Linked DNA regions of Homo sapiens: all the other regions are linked to region 6. The links are chromatin contacts, found by Hi-C or POLR2A ChIA-PET in ENCODE. All regions are on one chromosome and are shown on one strand. Each heading gives the region's core, a stretch centred on a gene start or an enhancer-like site at or near the end of the contact. The rest is flanking DNA. Distances are from core to core; before and after follow the strand shown.

The links. A loop is a pair of places that touch in the nucleus more often than their neighbours do. ChIA-PET counts read pairs that join two places held with the same protein, here RNA polymerase II (POLR2A). Pooled maps may share reads with other maps.
Region 1: a loop to region 6 is called in a map of endothelial cell of umbilical vein, with 7 times the contacts of the local background. The contact joins the enhancer-like site here to the promoter of LINC02310 in region 6. A Hi-C loop is called at or near these places in 2 of 168 maps with a recorded cell type or tissue (PC-9 and endothelial cell of umbilical vein). POLR2A ChIA-PET finds 5 or more read pairs at or near these places in 2 of 52 experiments (MCF 10A and PC-9).
Region 2: a map of mammary epithelial cell shows a loop between it and region 6 (2.6-fold over the local background). The contact joins the enhancer-like site here to the promoter of LINC02310 in region 6. A Hi-C loop is called at or near these places in 2 of 168 maps with a recorded cell type or tissue (endothelial cell of umbilical vein and mammary epithelial cell) and 2 of 50 pooled maps. POLR2A ChIA-PET finds 5 or more read pairs at or near these places in 4 of 52 experiments (A673, MCF 10A, PC-9 and 1 more).
Region 3: a map of PC-3 shows a loop between it and region 6 (5-fold over the local background). The contact joins the enhancer-like site here to the promoter of LINC02310 in region 6. A Hi-C loop is called at or near these places in 9 of 168 maps with a recorded cell type or tissue (IMR-90, MCF 10A, PC-3 and 6 more) and 8 of 50 pooled maps. POLR2A ChIA-PET finds 5 or more read pairs at or near these places in 7 of 52 experiments (AG04449, AG04450, IMR-90 and 4 more).
Region 4: POLR2A ChIA-PET joins it to region 6 with 23 read pairs in BJ. The contact joins the promoter of FRMD6-AS2 here to the promoter of LINC02310 in region 6. A Hi-C loop is called at or near these places in 1 of 168 maps with a recorded cell type or tissue (endothelial cell of umbilical vein) and 2 of 50 pooled maps. POLR2A ChIA-PET finds 5 or more read pairs at or near these places in 3 of 52 experiments (BJ, PC-9 and activated CD4-positive, alpha-beta T cell).
Region 5: a loop to region 6 is called in a map of PC-9, with 18 times the contacts of the local background. The contact joins the enhancer-like site here to the promoter of LINC02310 in region 6. A Hi-C loop is called at or near these places in 11 of 168 maps with a recorded cell type or tissue (Calu3, IMR-90, MCF 10A and 8 more) and 8 of 50 pooled maps. POLR2A ChIA-PET finds 5 or more read pairs at or near these places in 7 of 52 experiments (AG04449, AG04450, IMR-90 and 4 more).

What each region holds. Positions count from the first base shown.
Region 1 is chr14:51,636,771-51,639,470 of GRCh38, forward strand. It overlaps a transcript of FRMD6 not described here. Among named protein-coding and RNA genes, the nearest start is that of FRMD6-AS1, 14 kb to the right of the region's middle. Within about 2 kb of position 1,386, at least 4 of the 41 ENCODE cell types and tissues checked have a DNase peak (open chromatin) inside an H3K27ac peak, as active enhancers do; they include endothelial cell of umbilical vein, where a contact is called at or near this core.
Region 2 is chr14:51,574,063-51,576,762 of GRCh38, forward strand. The region is part of intron 2 of FRMD6-AS2 (FRMD6 antisense RNA 2); the gene reads right to left. It also overlaps a transcript of FRMD6 not described here. Among named protein-coding and RNA genes, the nearest start is that of FRMD6-AS2, 25 kb to the right of the region's middle. Within about 2 kb of position 1,373, at least 2 of the 41 ENCODE cell types and tissues checked have a DNase peak (open chromatin) inside an H3K27ac peak, as active enhancers do.
Region 3 is chr14:51,553,161-51,555,860 of GRCh38, forward strand. All of the region lies in intron 2 of FRMD6-AS2 (FRMD6 antisense RNA 2), which reads right to left. It also overlaps a transcript of FRMD6 not described here. Among named protein-coding and RNA genes, the nearest start is that of FRMD6-AS2, 45 kb to the right of the region's middle. Within about 2 kb of position 1,356, at least 4 of the 41 ENCODE cell types and tissues checked have a DNase peak (open chromatin) inside an H3K27ac peak, as active enhancers do; they include IMR-90, PC-3, PC-9 and 1 more, where a contact is called at or near this core.
Region 4 is chr14:51,598,514-51,601,213 of GRCh38, forward strand. FRMD6-AS2 (FRMD6 antisense RNA 2) reads right to left here and starts at 1,439. Exons shown (of 3, transcript NR_051990.1): 1 at 1,314-1,439. It also overlaps a transcript of FRMD6 not described here.
Region 5 is chr14:51,533,509-51,536,208 of GRCh38, forward strand. The region is part of intron 2 of FRMD6-AS2 (FRMD6 antisense RNA 2); the gene reads right to left. It also overlaps a transcript of FRMD6 not described here. Among named protein-coding and RNA genes, the nearest start is that of FRMD6-AS2, 65 kb to the right of the region's middle. RefSeq lists enhancers at 684-1,883, 1,143-1,437. Within about 2 kb of position 1,308, at least 10 of the 41 ENCODE cell types and tissues checked have a DNase peak (open chromatin) inside an H3K27ac peak, as active enhancers do; they include PC-3, PC-9, Panc1 and 2 more, where a contact is called at or near this core.
Region 6 is chr14:51,395,865-51,398,564 of GRCh38, forward strand. It overlaps LINC02310 (long intergenic non-protein coding RNA 2310), which reads right to left and starts at 1,271. Exons shown (of 4, transcript NR_146549.1): 1 at 1,136-1,271. It also overlaps a transcript of FRMD6 not described here. RefSeq lists enhancers at 1-259, 1-1,119.

The sequences.
Region 1 (2,700 bases), core at 136-2,635, 240 kb after region 6:
TCCCCATTAAGCACTGTGAGAGGGGTGACGTGAGGGGAGAAGCAGGGAGCCCCTTTCCCAAGAGGGCTAAGAAAGAAAAGTAAGGGTGAGGCCACTGTAGAGAAAAAAGACCAGATTCATTCTGAAACATTTTCTCACATTAATAAACATTTTAAGTAAATAGTAATTGTAGGCTGGGCACAGTGGCTCATGCCTGTAATCCCAGCACTTTGGGAGGTTGAGGTGGGAGGATGGCTTAAGCCCAGGAGTTTGAGACCAGTCTGGGCAACACAGGGAGACCCTGTCTCTACAAATAATAATAATTAGCTGGGCATGGTGGTGTACACCTATAGTTCCAACTACGTGGGAGGCTGAAGTGGGAGGATTGCTTGAGCCTGGGAGGTCAAGGCTGCAGTGAGTTGTAATCCTGCCACTGCACTCCAGCCTGGGTGACGGAGCGTGACCCTGTCTCAAAAAAGAGAAAAAAACTGCATTTCACATTTAAAAAATAAATCTTCATTTTTCTTTAAAATAATTGGCAGAAAATTCTACCTAAGGAAAGGAAGAAACATTTTGAATAAAAACCATTACATCAAAATCCTTGAAAAATTGATTTTATTCTGTAATTGATTTATGTGCTCCCATATTTAGTATGTAAATAATGTCAAATATATGTCATTCTTTTATTTTAGGATCACATTGTTGATACACACAGGCACACACACACACACACACACACACACACACACACATATATTTGGAAGTAAGAAGCATGCTACCACTGGCTAGGAATAGTTGGGGGAGGGGGTAGGAAACTGACCTAGAGCAAATGGCATCTTATCAGCGCAGATACAATTAGCAACATTTTACTGTACCACACATACTTGCAATGCAGTGTATCTAAAAACAAACTTAAAGGAAATGGAGAACAGAAAAACATTTTCCCCAGTTAATTTCTATAAGTCACAAGAAGGATTTCATTATAAAGTAGGAATTACAAACAGTAGGGGCAAAAAAGTAAGGAATAAAGATTAAATTCACAAAACAAGTTGGTATCTTTACCTTTTCATGACTGTGATCCATAAATCCAACTAAATCAGTTTTTTCAAGTCCATTCCAATTTAACTCATCTTCTCTGGATCCCCCTAAAAGATTTTAATGGCTGGCTTGTCTCGAAACTCAGGGACATTTATTTGTGAGTTCTCCAAGATGCTGAGTAAGACGGCAATCTTTAAGAAATAAAGTCTGCCAAGCGTGGTGGCTCACGCCTGTAATACCAGCACTTTGGGAGGCCAAGGTGGAAGGATGGCTTCAGCCCAGGAGTTTGAGACCAGGACCAGCCTGGACAACACAGTGAACCCTTGTGTCTACAAAAATTTACAAAATTAGTTGAGTGTGGTTGCATAAGCCTGTAGTCGTCACTACTTGGAAGGCTGAGGTGGGGGGATCACGAGTCCAGGAGTTTGAGGTTGCAGAGAGCTATGATCACACCACTGTATTCCAGCCTGGATGACAGAGCAAGACCTTGTCTTAAAAAAAAAAGTTTGCCAAATTCCTTCCATGGGTAATAAGCTGAGTGAGAGCGGATAGCATAGTGCCAATCCCCAATGCCAGTGCAAACAGTAACTCTGTCCCTACTACTCCATTGAGACTGGGAGCCTCCAGATGTGGGTGGTTCCGCATTGTTCACATTCCTCCTGGAGACACTTACTGCCGGGCTACTGCTCCGGGAGCCACAGCTGACAGATGAGCCTCTTGTTCCATGCTAGATTTTACAACCTGGCTCCCGCAATGATAGGGACTGAAGGCAAAGGTGATTCCAGGGGACTGTCAGTCAGCTCCCCATTTGTGACCCAGATTGTCCAACTTTCTCCTTTATACTGAGTGTATGGCTCAAATGAAGCAATTAGAAACTTGAAGGACAAAAGCTGAGTTGCAGATGGAATGTAGAGGGGTGTAGCAACCTATCTGAGAACTTTGATCATTCTTTTTTAGTCTGATCAATTTAAGACACAGTAGAGCTTACACTGTTGGAATGGAAGAGGTGTCATCCAACACTGCCCTATTGACTCCTTCTTGCCAAATGACCTCACATAATTCCTTGTAATTATTTTTAAATGTTCTACCCACTAGAAATGGGCTAAGAATTTTGTTCCCAGTCCTTCCTGTTCCATATACATATCTAAGTTTGAATCAGTTTGAGCAGGGACATATCTTGGGTTCTTCTCCCGGTTTTCTGATACATAGTTTTTGCTGTCCGAAAATCAGCCACTCTCTGCTAAGAAAGTGGACACTTCAAGTGTCAGGATTTTTTTTTTTTATTAAAACTAGGTGTTCCCATTTTTTGCCACAGGACTTTTCTTTTCCTTTGTTTTTTAAAAAATTATTTACATACTTCTCTGCCGAGTTCACACACAAAAATAATTATTACATCCCAGCACTTTGGGAGACTGAGGCGGGCGGATCACGAGGTCAGGAGATCGAGACCATGCTGACCAACACGGTGAAACCCTGTCTCTACTAAAAATACAAAAAATTAGCCGGGCGTCGTGGCAGGCGCCTGTAGTCCCAGCTAATCGGGAGGCTGAGGCAGGAGAATGGCGTGAACCCGGTAGGCGGAGCTTGCAGCGAGCTGAGATTGCGCCACTGCACTCCAGCCTGGGTGACAGAGCAAGACTCCATCTCAAAAAAAAAAAATAATTATTATTATTAAACTCCACT
Region 2 (2,700 bases), core at 123-2,622, 180 kb after region 6:
GGTGACTTCATGCTTCCTTTTATTTGTGCTAAAGCCACCTTTGATTAACCCTTGGGAAGGTCTTCCTGTGCTTGCCCTGCCAGCCCTGCCCAGCCCTTATGGTTTTGTAAACATCAATCCTCTCTGACCTTAGCCACCACCTTTTCAGAGTGAAGGGTGCAATAGGCTCTCCCTCTCATTGCTCAACCTTTCTAGTCTCTTCTGGTTGTGCCCTGGAATTTACTGGACCATGGTTTTCCAAGCATAGATCAGGGCACATGCAAAAATAGACTCTATCCACAGAGCCTTTAAAGCTACCCTGATAAGAAGTCTTCTTTTTTGAGATTTATATTCATTTTGAATTATTAAAATACAAGTGTCCATCATGAGACAAATGGATAAAGAAAATGTGGTATGTATGCACAACGGAGTACTACTGAGCCATAAAAGAGAATGAGATCCTGTTATTTGCAACAACATGGACAGAACCTGAGGACATTATGTTACATAAAACAAGCCAGGCACAGGAAGACAAACTTCACATGTCCTCACTCATTTATGGGAGCTAAAAATTAAAACAATTGAACTCATGGGTATAGAGAGTAGAATGATGGTTACCAGAGGTTGGGAAGGGTAGTGGGTGGGGTGGGGGAAGTGGGAATGGTTAATGGGTACAAAAATATAGTTAGATAGAATGAATAAGAGCTAATATTTGATAGTACAACAGGGCGATTCTGATCAACAGTGATTTATTGTATACTTTAAAATAACTAAAAGAATATAATTGGATGGTTTGTAACACAAAGAAAGTATAAATGCTTGAGGTGATGAATGCCCCATTTACCCTGGTGTGATTACTACACATTGCATGCCTGTATCAAAATATCTTATGTGCCCTATAAATATATACACATAGTATGTACCCATAAAAATTAAAAATAAAATAAATTTTTAAAAGGATAATAAAGAAATACAAAGTAAATGTGTTGCTCTCATGTAAGAGCAGTTTGGCCTTTTTTATCACAGCATGGAGCCTATTGAAAGACCACTTTTATGCCTAGAGAGATGATGCCCCACCAGTCACTCAAAATGGCTACTAGGAACATTATCAATCCTCTTTCATTGCTGAGAATGGCTTAAATTTGAATTTTAAGATTCAATTTGTTATTTAATTTTAAAATATGGCTTACATTTTAACTTTAAGATCCAGAGGCAGTCTGAATTAAAAACTGGGGAGAAAGGAATTAAGGCAGATAAGTAATTCCAACTTATCTATCGACATGAAATAACCTTTACAAAGATGGGCTGTGAATATAAAGAGAGCCTTGTCTGTGCTCCCTGAACATCAGGACTTTGGATCTTGCATCAGCGGAGGGGGCCACCTGGCTCTGACTTTCTCCTGCAGATGCAGATGCTCCTTGGTTGAGCTAAGTGGAAATTCCCTTCTGGAGTCTCCCTAGGTAAGGGCCGTTAGAAAGTGTCAGAGGAGTGTGTGTGACTGTTTTCTGTTTTCGTGAGATATTGTAGAACTTTAAGTCTGCTGGTCATAAATGTTTTCTTTTTGAAATCCTTAGAGATTTTTTTTCTTCTTCGTCACAATGGCAGGAATACAGAGATTTCGCATGATTTCTTAATGGGATTCAGCTGCCTACGCTGCAGTGCTTTCAGCTGTATTTGAGAATGCACTGTGTTTCTGCCTTGTTTTACGTTTGCAGATGGCTGGAACTCTCCGTGTCTCCTTTTCTTTCTGTCATGGCTGGCAAGAGCTCATGGGCCATGAGCTGCATCTTTATAAACATGAACAGATTAGCAGGTATTCCCAAATGGGACAAATGCTACCTTATTGCAGACAGTTTCTAGTATAGTCCCACATTCTTTGAGAAAGTAGGTGGAGACCCCATCAGCACCAGGCCACTGGCAGCAAATGGTTGTAGCCAGGAGCCAGAATAGAGCAAGTCCAGCCTGAGCCTGTGGTCGGCAGTGGAGAAGAGAGGGTCGCAGACCTGAGGCAAAGGGCAGCCTGAACAATCAAGAACCAGAGCAGCCCTGGCACCCGACACCCAGGAGAGTGGGCTACAGGAAGAGGATCTGAGACCAGAGCCCACAGAGTCTGCAGAAACTAGAGGCACAAGGCACGAGGAATCACAAAGCAAACTTAAGTGCCGACATCAAAGAAGGCATTCTCACCCTGTTTCCTGCTTCTGGGTTTCTCCACATTCCTATAGCCTTACAGACAGTAAGCCCAGTGTGGTGGGAACAGGGAATTGAAGTGGAAAGCACAGGCCAGGGGATCTGATGGGTCTCTTAGATCCCCTGGGAGGGCATGACAACATAGAGAAAGAAGAGTCCTTTAAAAGCATTCAACATAACGTAGTTTGCCCAGGCAGTTCACGCTGACTGAAACCTCCTCTGTCTTCTGAACTCGGGCATGCCTATCTCATCTCTTCTTTTGAAGCAGAATGCTTTAAATTTTTATTTTTATCCTGTGAACTTCAATATGCGACCTCCTTCTGTGACAGAGCTTCTCTTTTGGTCCCCCATGAGTGGATATCACCTTGTACTCCCCTGCACCCCTAAGCTCACGTTCTTCATCTTCTCTTTGACCCTCAGCATGTTATCCCTTGACCCATTCTTCAGTTTTCATGTCTATCATCTGCAAAATCTTTTCTGCCTCATAGTACTTAGGAGATCAGACATACGCACGCTGGAGACAGGAACCTC
Region 3 (2,700 bases), core at 106-2,605, 160 kb after region 6:
GGAGTTAAAAGTCTCTACTGAATCTTAAAAAGGACGCAAATGTCAAAAAGAGACAAATCCCAGCCAAGTGATGGGAAATGTGATTTCAGGATAATAGCATCTGCTCATTGGTCATTAAAATACATTATTTCCAATGAATGCCCTTAACTCTGCAGGATGGGAACATAGCTTTAATCAGACAGGTTCCCAGATCAGAGTACATCAAAACACAAGCAGCAGATTCTGTGCTGCCTGATCAACAGAGGAAAGAAATTCAGAACATTTTCTTTTACATTTAAAATGCTTTATGAGGGAAATGGGTAGTTAGTCATATTTATTATTGAGCATTTATAAGAATACTTGCTTATTGTTTTATTTCCTTATTATTTATTTTGAGCTGAGTTTCTGGTTATTAAGAAAGGGTCCTCTTTCTTAAAGGGTAGATACCTGATTGTGCAGCTAAAAGGAGCTAAAAGGTGCATCAGAACTGAAACACCTGCCTAGAGGTAGGAAAGGGATCAGATTTTCTCTAGGGATACCTACTGATCAGTTCTAAGAGACACAAGTTCCTGAAGGAGTTCATTTTTCTGGTGGCTTTTTCTAACGCTGCTTTGGTCCTGAAGGAGTTGCAGATAATGAATAGCTAAGAGAAGACGGTGGAGTTTACCGAGCGGATGAGGGGCAGGCTGTGAATTTAGTAGGAAAAGAGAAATGGGTCTGTGAAAATCTCTAGGAAGATGAGAACAAACTTGTACTTGAACATCAAAATAGCACCCTAATATCTTATTAGCAGCAAGCATACTTGGTGCCCAGGTGTTGATTTCCAAGGCCATTATCCAATAAAAAGAACCAGGGATTCTTGGAGACACGAATGATTCTAGGGCTGGAGCAAAAAAATATACAAGATGAACCTAGGGCACCCTGTAGAGCCAGAAAATAAGCAAGTTCTAAAACAAAACAAAGGCCAAAACTTACAATGATGAGACTATATTCAAAGGAACACAGGAGCCAACTGAAAGAGCTCCCAATGGCCAAAGCTGGAACAATTTGACAAATAAAATAAATAAATAAGCATTTGGATTATATCTCAAAATACAAAATAAATATCCATGAGTCCATGTTATAAATAAATGATTGAATAAATAAATAGTATAAAAGAGACAAATCTCCCAAGCAGAAAAATTCCATATTTTGTGGAGATACTCTGGCCTCAAGGAGATGGAATGTAACTCCCAATTCCTTAATTGAGGCTGTGTATAGTAACTTCCTTCCAAAGAGTATAGTCTGGGAAGAAGCAAAAGAGTAACTTTACAGTGGGGAAACCTTACAAACAGTACCTCAACCGGGTGCTCAAGATCACCAGCACAGTGACAAGTCATGTTGATGCTATGTTATCCTTGATATGATGTGATGAAAATGGCATCTGTGGAATCTGTGACTTTCTCCCCAGAATCCATGACCACAGTCTAGTCATGAGAAAAACATCAGACAAATCCCAATAAAGGGACATTCTACAAAATATCCGACTGGTACTCCCGAAATTGACTGTTCAGGTCACTGAAAGCAAGGAAAGCCTGATAAACTGCCACGGCCACGAGGAGTCTAAGGACACATCCAATTTCCATTCGCATCCAAAATGGAATCCGAGACAGAAAGAGGACCTTAGGTGAGAACTAAAGAAATGGGAACAAAAGTATGGACTGTAGTTATTGACACTGCATCAATTTTGTTTCTTTAGTGCTAATAAGTATACCGCAAAATGTAAGATGTTAATAATAGGAGAACCTGGGCACATGGTACATGGGAACTCTGTGCTATTTTCACAATTTTTCTGTAAATCTAAACTGTTCTGAGACATAAAGTTGGTTTTTAAAAGAGCCATCCTGGCCTGCACTAGGAAATACTTACTCGATGCATTGTGGACCCTTCCTCCAATTCAAGATGTCTCAAGTAGCTTTCTTGGTTAAAAGGGCAGTGATGTAAAAACAGGCATCATTTTACCAAAGGGCCACCAGATGGCTGTCATCTGGCAGAAGTCTACTTCCTGGGCTTTCTAGATGCATACATGACTATCACCGGGAGCATTCAACCTCCAAAGAAGAGTTCTACTAATTATGTCTGTCTAAATAATGTGATAAATTTAAGTTTCAAGTGATAGCAGTTAGTTCACATTGTAAATATACAACTCAGTTTGTCTGTACCAAATTTAAAACAAATTTGCCTACTGTGTCCCAGGAAATATTTCAGCCAGGTACCTTTGATTTTCACAATTGGGCTATGTAGAAATTGCTTTTGGAGACAATTAATTGGAAGCACTTATAAGGTTGTAGCTTTAATTACATACTGATGTAGTCTGCTCCTGGTTAAAAAGGCACCCCATAGGTCAGGCTTGGTAGCTTACGCCTGTAATCCCGGCACTTTGGGAGGCTGAGTCGAGCAGATCACCTGAGTTTGGGAGTTTGAGACCAGCCTGACCAACATGGAGAAAATTTGTCTCTACTAAAAACACAAAATTAGCTGAGCATGGTGGCATATGTCTGTAATCCCAGCTACTCGGGAGGCTGAGGCAGGAGAATCGCTTGAACTTGGGAGGCAGAGATTGCGGTGAGCAGAGATTGTGCCATTGCACTCCAGCCTGGGCAACAAGAGCAAAATTCTGACTCAAAAAAAAAAAAAAAAAAGTTATCTGATAAGTAGTAGTGATACGTTAAAGAAAAAAAT
Region 4 (2,700 bases), core at 189-2,688, 200 kb after region 6:
TAGTGAGCACAGTACCCAATAGGTAGTTTTTCAGCCCTTGTCTCCTTCCCTCTCTCCCCATTCTTGTGGCCTCCAGGGTCTACTGCCGCCATCTTTATGTCCATGAGTACCCAGTGTTTAGCTCCCACTTATCAGTGAGAACATGTGGTATTTGGTTTTCTATCTCTGGGTTACTTCACTTAGGTTGCATCCATGTTTCTCAAATAACATTATTTCATTATTCTTATGGCTGTGTAGTATTCCATGGTGTATATATAACACATTTTCTTTATCCAATCCACTGCTGATGGGCACCTAGGTTAATTCTGTCTTTGCTATTGTGAATAGTGCTGCACTGAACATACAAGTGCATGTGTCTTTTTGGTAAAATGATTTATTTTCTTTTGGATAAATACCCAGTAATGGTATTACAGGGTCAAATGTAGCTCTGTTTTAAGTTCTTTAAGAAATCTCCAAACTGCTTTCCACGGTGGCTGGACTAATTTACATTCCCACCAGCAGTGTATAAGCATTCACTTTTCTCAGCAGCCTTGCCAGTATCTGTCTTTTTTTTTTTTTTTTTTTTTTTTTTTAGTAATAGCCATTCTGACTGGTGTGAGGTGGTATTTCATTGTGGTTTTGCTTTGCATTTCTCTGATTATTATGATGTTGAGCATTTTTTCTATGTTTGTTGGCTGCTTATATGTCATCTGATCTTCAACAAAGTTGACAAAAATAAGCAATGGGAAAAGGACTTCTTATTCAATAAATGGTGCTGGGATAGCTAGCTATCCATATGCAGAAGAATGAAACTGATCCCCTCCCTTTCACCATATACAAAAATTAACTCAAGATGGATTAAAGATTTAAACATAAGGCCACAAAGTATAAGAATTCCAGAAGAAAACTTAGGAGACACCATTCTGGGCATTGACCTTGGGAAAGAATTTATGACTAAGTTCTCAAAAGCAATTGCAACAAAAACAAAAATTGGCAAATAGGACCTAATTAAACTGAAGAACTTCTGCACAACAAAAGAAACAATCAACAGAGTAAACAGACAACCTATGAAATGGGAGAAAATATTTGCAAGCTATATATCCAGCAAAGGTCTAATATCTAGAATTCATGAGAAACCTAAACAATTGAACAAGCAAAAAGCAATTAACCTCATTAAAAAGTGGGCAAAAGACACAAACAGACTTCTCATTGCCTTTCTAAGGCAGGCACAGGTTTCCTTAGTTCTGGCTCTTTTTTCTTCAAGCTTTGTAGCCAGGTTCTGAATGAATACCACCCCCCAGGTAAAATTCCTTGTTAAATGCTGAAACACATACCTTTGAGAACCTCTCACTTCTCTGTAAATGGTTCTTTTTGCATCTAGTGTGGCCTCTGAGTGTACCCATGGAGGCTCCTGGGTCCTCAGAGTCTGGACGGGGAGCCAGGAGTCCTGGCCTCTATTTCAGCTCCCGACGGCCAACCTGGGCTTCAACCACAGCACAGACTCCTGACTACTCCCACCCAAAAAGAGTTGTTGGAAGACTTGAAATCACAGATCTGAGAACTCCTGCACTTTGTAAATTCAAGATGACATTGTTACTGTTCTAATTTTTTTAAAATTACAGCACTCTCACTTTTTCTCCAAAAAAGGTATAAACAAGAAGATAGTTTGACTTGTTTACCTAAAGCTCTCCTTTGAGTTGCCAAGAGGAGTTAGTTACTTGAACACAGACACAGAAATACGGTCGATAGCAAAATAAGATATGCTGAGCTCAGGAGCTTAATTTTTTTCCCTTCATTGAGTAACATTTCAGAAAAGCACCAGTAATTGGAACATAATTTATTTATCAACAGGAATTCAGAATACTCCCTTGCAGTTGATTTTGGAAATCCATGTGACCCTAGCAGAGTGCTATAACCAAGGTGAGAAAGGCTAGAAACAGACGTAGAATTACAATTACCAAAGGGAGAAGAGTTCACTGTGAATATTTAACACACACTGGCATTTGGCCACTAAACTCTGGGTCTTCCTTCAAAGTTCCTGACATACCCATTTATAAAGGAGGTTAATAATCCCTTTGTACCTACACCCCCACAGTTACAGCTAAATAACAATTTTCATGATAAGCCTTTATTTTTCTGCAACTTAGAATTTAAGGCAGCAATTTCATCTACAATGTTTAAGCCCAGAATTTATTTTTGGCCTTTTCAAAAGAAAGTTGTACCCATTTAACTTCGCCTGGCAATATAAGAGAAAAATGTTTTTAAAAGTACAGATTTTAATTAACTAGGCAATTTGCCTTTCTCTGAACAATCAAACCCTGGCCATTGCCAAAGGCAGGAAGCCAGACTAAGCAGAACCATGGTTAGATACAGGGAGGCAATGTCAAGGGCTTGCAGCAAGCAGCAGTTGCCCATAGCCTGGGTTAGTAATATGCATATTATTTTAATATCCTATTAGCACTTGGCTTTGAAATGAAAATTGGGTGACTAAAGACAAAGATTTTTGGGCAGCAATTTTTAGAACATAGAGGTAAGATGTGTTTTTCACCACTTGCTTTAAGAAGCACCCTGATGCCCAGATGTTGACCTTTAAGCTACCTCTCCTAGCTCTGGGGTTTCCTGGCATTTCATGGGCAGACCTGTCCCCCAGCATCCACTATGCTTTGGGTAGAGCTGAGCTCCAGCTTTTGAAGCCTCTGGTCAGGGTTGGATGAATGGCAA
Region 5 (2,700 bases), core at 58-2,557, 140 kb after region 6:
ACTCTCCATTTTATATAATTCCTGACCTAGTACTGAGTCTCACCAAATGTTGATGATCTTCAACTCATTCAGCAACTGGGAAATAATCACATTCAGACATTTCTACCAGGCTTGTCATAGCTACTAATGCCATCCTTTAAAAAGGAAATACCTTCTGAACCCTATCAATAAATGTAAAAAAGAAATACCCTTCTGAACCCTATCAATAAATGTCGTGGTCTCAAGATGACATTGCCAGGCCCTTAGACCCAGGTTTCCTGTTTCCTCCTAGGATGCCACCCCTGTTCCACTTTCAGAGAGCGTCTCTGGGTCTTGGCTGAGGTTGTGCCTAGTGAGTTCTTGTCACTGCACACTGACAATAACTCCCCTCACTTGCAGTTTTCCTGGTGGGCTACTTTCTTCAATGTGGATCCTTTTATCTCTTTCAATTATAGTAAGACCAATAGGAAGAAAGTCTTTTGGGGAACAGCAGAATTGCAGCTTCTAGGTGGGTGGGGAAAGGACCTAATTCACAGCCTTGGGTTGACTGGTTGTTGCATGTGCCTGGGCAGCTCTGCCAGTGCCTTGCACAACCAAGGAGTCAAGTCTATGGAGGGTGGGGGTACACAGGGAACTCACCCTGCTCCTGTCTGCCTGTAGGGACAGCCATCCACATAGTTCAAACGGCTGTAGATCTCAATTCATTCTAAAGTCTACTAACTGGTTATGTTTTCTCGAACCACATGCTTAAACCAACTTCTTCCACATAAGCAGCTTTTACCCATATAATATCACTATTACAGGGAGGAAAGATTTTGTCACTCTACCCATGGTAATGTGTGATGTAGTCACCAGTCCTCAAAGCTTAATTACAACAGTGCTGCATGATTGGAGATTGAGTTGTTTCTTATGATGGTTGATTTTTTTATTGGACAAGGGCTTAGAGCCTAGCTATAGGAAGTTGTTTCTTTTGGATACAATCCTAGAAGTTTTCCTTTTAAAACATTCTTTCTACCTTTCCTATTTTCAATACCTATCAGGTCTATGTAAATATCACCGTCTCTCTCTTCTTTGCCCAGACAGCTGTCACACTATTTAGCTTTTCCTTCTATAACATTCTACTTAAAGAGGTTGCCAGTGTCACTTTCCCTCCTCTAAAACTGGGGATTAAAATTCCCAGCCTTCCAGAACAGGTAAATAATTGCTTTGTCATGAGAAAAATCAATATCTGCTACCACAGGAAGTCGGGCAGGAAGCAGTTGGACAAAGGCCTGCACTTCAGCTGTGCAGCAGAGTCATTTGTGTGACCCCAAAGGTTATGCTTTCCTGCTTGTTTTACAAAAAGCTGATGAGCCAGGCAGAGGAACCAGAGTCCAGATAGGACTAGAAGTATGTGCCAGGTACTCTCCAGTGGAGAACGCAGGGCCCCGGGGCAGCCGCTCAATTAGATGTATTGTTGACCCAAGGTGAGATTCAAGAGGAGATAAAGACTTTCAGGGAAAGGGAAGAGCAGTGAGCAGTTCACCCACATTCCCCACCAAAAGTGAACTACTCAGATATTTTGCAGTTTTCTCTTCTAATGCTCAGGGAGCTACAAGGACATTTTGAGCCTATTCAGTCATCTTTTGATTGAAATCAGGGAAACTCAGTACTCTCATGGCTTCCAGGGTCCTCAAACCTTTCTAGCCCCACTTAAAAAAAATAGCTTATTGAAATATAATTTACACACATAAAATTTGTCCCTTTAAAGTATATAATACAGTGGTTTTTAAAATATATTCACAGTACGTACAACCATCACACAATCAATTTTAGAACACTTTTACCACCTCAAAAAGAAACCCTATACTGTTTACCAATCATAATCCTATTCTCCCCTCACCCCATCCCTAAACAACCAATAATCTATTTTCTGCTCTATAGATTTGCCTATTCTGGACATTTCTACTTTCTATCTCCACAGATTTGCCTATTATGGACATGGAATATGTATAGTCTTTTGAGACTGGCTTCTTTCACTTGGCAAAATATTTTCAAGGATTATCCATGTTGTGGCATATATTAGCACTGTGTTCCTTTTTATGGCCAAATAATATTCCACGATGTGGATATACCACATTTTGTTGATCCATTCACCAGGTGATGCACATTTGGGTTGTTTCCATTGTTTGGTTACTATGAGTAACGTTGCTATAAACATTCATGCACATATCTTTGTGTGGATACATGTTTTTAATTCTCTTGGAGTGAAATTGCTGGGTTATATGTTTTGAAACACTGACAAACTTTCCCAAAGTGGCTGCTCCACCTAACAATCCCACCAGCAAGGTATGAGGGTTCCAATTTATCCACATCCTTGTCTACACTTATTATTGTCTGATTTTTTTATTTTAAGCTTTCCTGGTGGATATGAAGTGGGTCTGATTTGTGTTTCTTTTGTGAATAATGATGTTGATCATCTTATCATGTGTTTATTGACCTTATCATTAAACACATCTTGTCATCTGTTTATTCTCCTATGGTAAAATGTCTATGCAAATCCTTGCCCATATATATATTATATTATATTGCATTATATTATATATATATTTTATATATATATATATATATAGAGAGAGAGAGAGAGAAACAGGGTCTCACCCTGTTTTCCAAGCTAGGGTGTGTTAGTGTAATCATGAATCACTGCAGCCTCACCTCCTTGGCTCAAGTGATCCTCCCACC
Region 6 (2,700 bases), core at 21-2,520:
TCCATCCAATCTCCCCTTCCTTCTTTCCCTTCCTTCCTGCCTTTTCTCTTTCTCTCTTCCAAAAAGGCATGTATTTTCTCTTTTCAAAGCCATAACAAAAAGGGATTTATTTTCTCTTTTCAAAGCCGTAACAAAAATGTTTATTGTTGTTTCTAAATAAAAGGGTGAAACCACAGTGAAAAAATGTAGTTCCTGCTTCATATAACATCCTTTCTCCAAAATAGTGATCTGTCTCACACTCCAAGACCCAGTAACTTTTGTTAGGTCGTCAACAACTGTTTAATACACATTATTCAGAAAGCCTGGGAAGATAAAGATTTTCATGTTATAGATTTTCCCATATACTTGAGAAATACATTCCACGGCCTAGAAATTTGTTAAGCATGTATGTGCAGTCACAAATGTACTACTAGTTTGTAAATAACACGAATATTTGTTCATGGAGGTGGAAGGGATATTTCACATGATTCATAACCATCTGGTTATAGAGCAGGAAATGAGGTGTTTGGCAAATATTCTGGGTTTTTTTTTTTTGCCAGCGAATTATTTTTTTCCCCAAAGAAGTTAAACATGTGCTCCATGGCCTACGACCTGCAAGAGGTCTTGTACTGTTTATCGTGATAATCTGTGGGCTCCTGGTGCCTGTGCTGCCACGGAGCTGTACAGCCACGGAACGCAGCTGCCTGAAGTTAATGATTCAGGAGTCACCATCTGTGCTGAGTTCTGTCTCTTTGGCACATACCACACAGACACGTCCAGAGGTGAAGGCAGTACTTACACTCACAGATTAACATTCCTGCTCATCGGAACAACTTTCCAAGGAGAAGGCCCAGTTTTCTGAATATTAAAACTTTAGGTGAGTCATTAGAATCTCATGTTTGGGGAGTCTGTAGGCCAAATTAGTCAGCCAGACAGTGTGACAAGCTGGACATGAATATATGTAACTGGACGAGCTACAGGGGCCTTACTAATCAATTAGCCAGAACAACCTCCTTTTTTATATGTGGATCCAATTTTCCAGTTCAGTTTTGCAGAAGGGGCTATTCTGTATCCCTGTGGTTAGGGCTAAATGTTAAGGCACACCATGCGAGGGGCAGGGAGGATTTATCCCTTGCTATAAGTGTTCTTAACTTACCCTGTGTGAATTCTCTCCTAGAAGTGGGTAGGTTGGGGTCCTGGAGACCTGGGCAGGGAAGATCTGTTCCTTGAGTTTGGTCAGTGAGGAGCAGAGAAGGATCTCAGAGGTGGTATCTGATCTGCAAGAGGAGACTGGAACATAGATCCACGCTGCCTGCCTAGTGAGCTGTCATCATAGAAGACTTGGGCAGAGAGGCTGAGTCTATATATATACATCAGGAAGGAAACTGAGGCAGAAAGAGAGCATTCCAAACAGAGGCCAGGACGCATGCCCAGTCTGGAGGGAGTGCTCCTTCACAGGGCACAGCTGCAAGCCCTTTACATAAGGTATTTGTGGCTTCTGCCATAGGTGGAGAAGAAAAGGTTAAGATCAATAAGTTTGCTCAGACACCTTCCCTTTGACACCACACTATGGTAGGCAGGTACATACCTAGAGCTTGAGACAAGAGATGTGAAGTTTTCAGAGATTTGGAAACACTTGCAAAGTATATGTGTGTGTGAGTAGCAAAGATGATTTGTGGGAGAGAAAAACAACTTTTACCTACTAATCTTTTTTGCTTTTCTTCAAAAGTTAGGGGCATAAGTGTGTTGTACTTTGTACCTGCTTTGTTAATAAATTGGTTGTGTTTGATACAAAGGTTGAACACCTGTAATCTCAAACTCCAAAATCTAAAATCCTCCAAAATCTGAATGTTTTGAGCACTGACATCGCGCCACATGTAGAAAATTCCACACCTCACCTCGTGTGATGAGTTGCGGTCAAAACACAGTCAAAAGTTTGTTTCGTGCTTAAGATTATTTAAAATATTGTATAAAATTATCTTTAGGCAATGTTTATAAGGTGTATATGAAACATAAATGAATTTTTTGTTCAGACTTAGGTCCCATCCCTGATATATCTCAAGGTATATAGTCAAATATTCGAAAACCCAAAAGTATCCAAAATCTGAAACACTTCTGGTCCCAAGCATTTCAGATAACGGGTATTCAACTTGAATTTAAAAGTGTGAAGTCCTTGAAAAAAAGTTTAGAAACATAGACAACAATTTTTTTGGTCTCTAGAACCAAAAGGGGGAAATGTCTTAGGAGAAAGTTGTTATACATATTTACTTGGATATACAAAAAAATTATAAAAGTGAAGATTTTCCTCTCAGCATTAGAGCTGGTTAAGTGCATATTTTGAAACTAGTCATTTAATGCTTTGGTCTATTTCCTTGCTTCTGACATAGAGATATTGGTACTTAGGTTTAAATTACAAGGGCCGTTCTGAGAATCACTGCACCTCCCCACCCACGATCCCCTCCCGTGAACACATAGAGGAGGCTGTATTCATTTCGGTGCACATGTTCCCAAGGTAGAAGTCATGGTCTTCAGACAAGGCAAAGCCAATTTTCTTTAGCTCTATTCTTGGTGGTAAAATGCTCTTAGCAACTTACTCAAGAACAATAGCTATGCAATTTTTCAAAGAACTTTCTCTCATCATCTATATAAGAAAAATATGTCATTGTCACAAACAATGTTAATTAAATAGCCAATATTTATAAGCTGAGCAAATTGCATTTT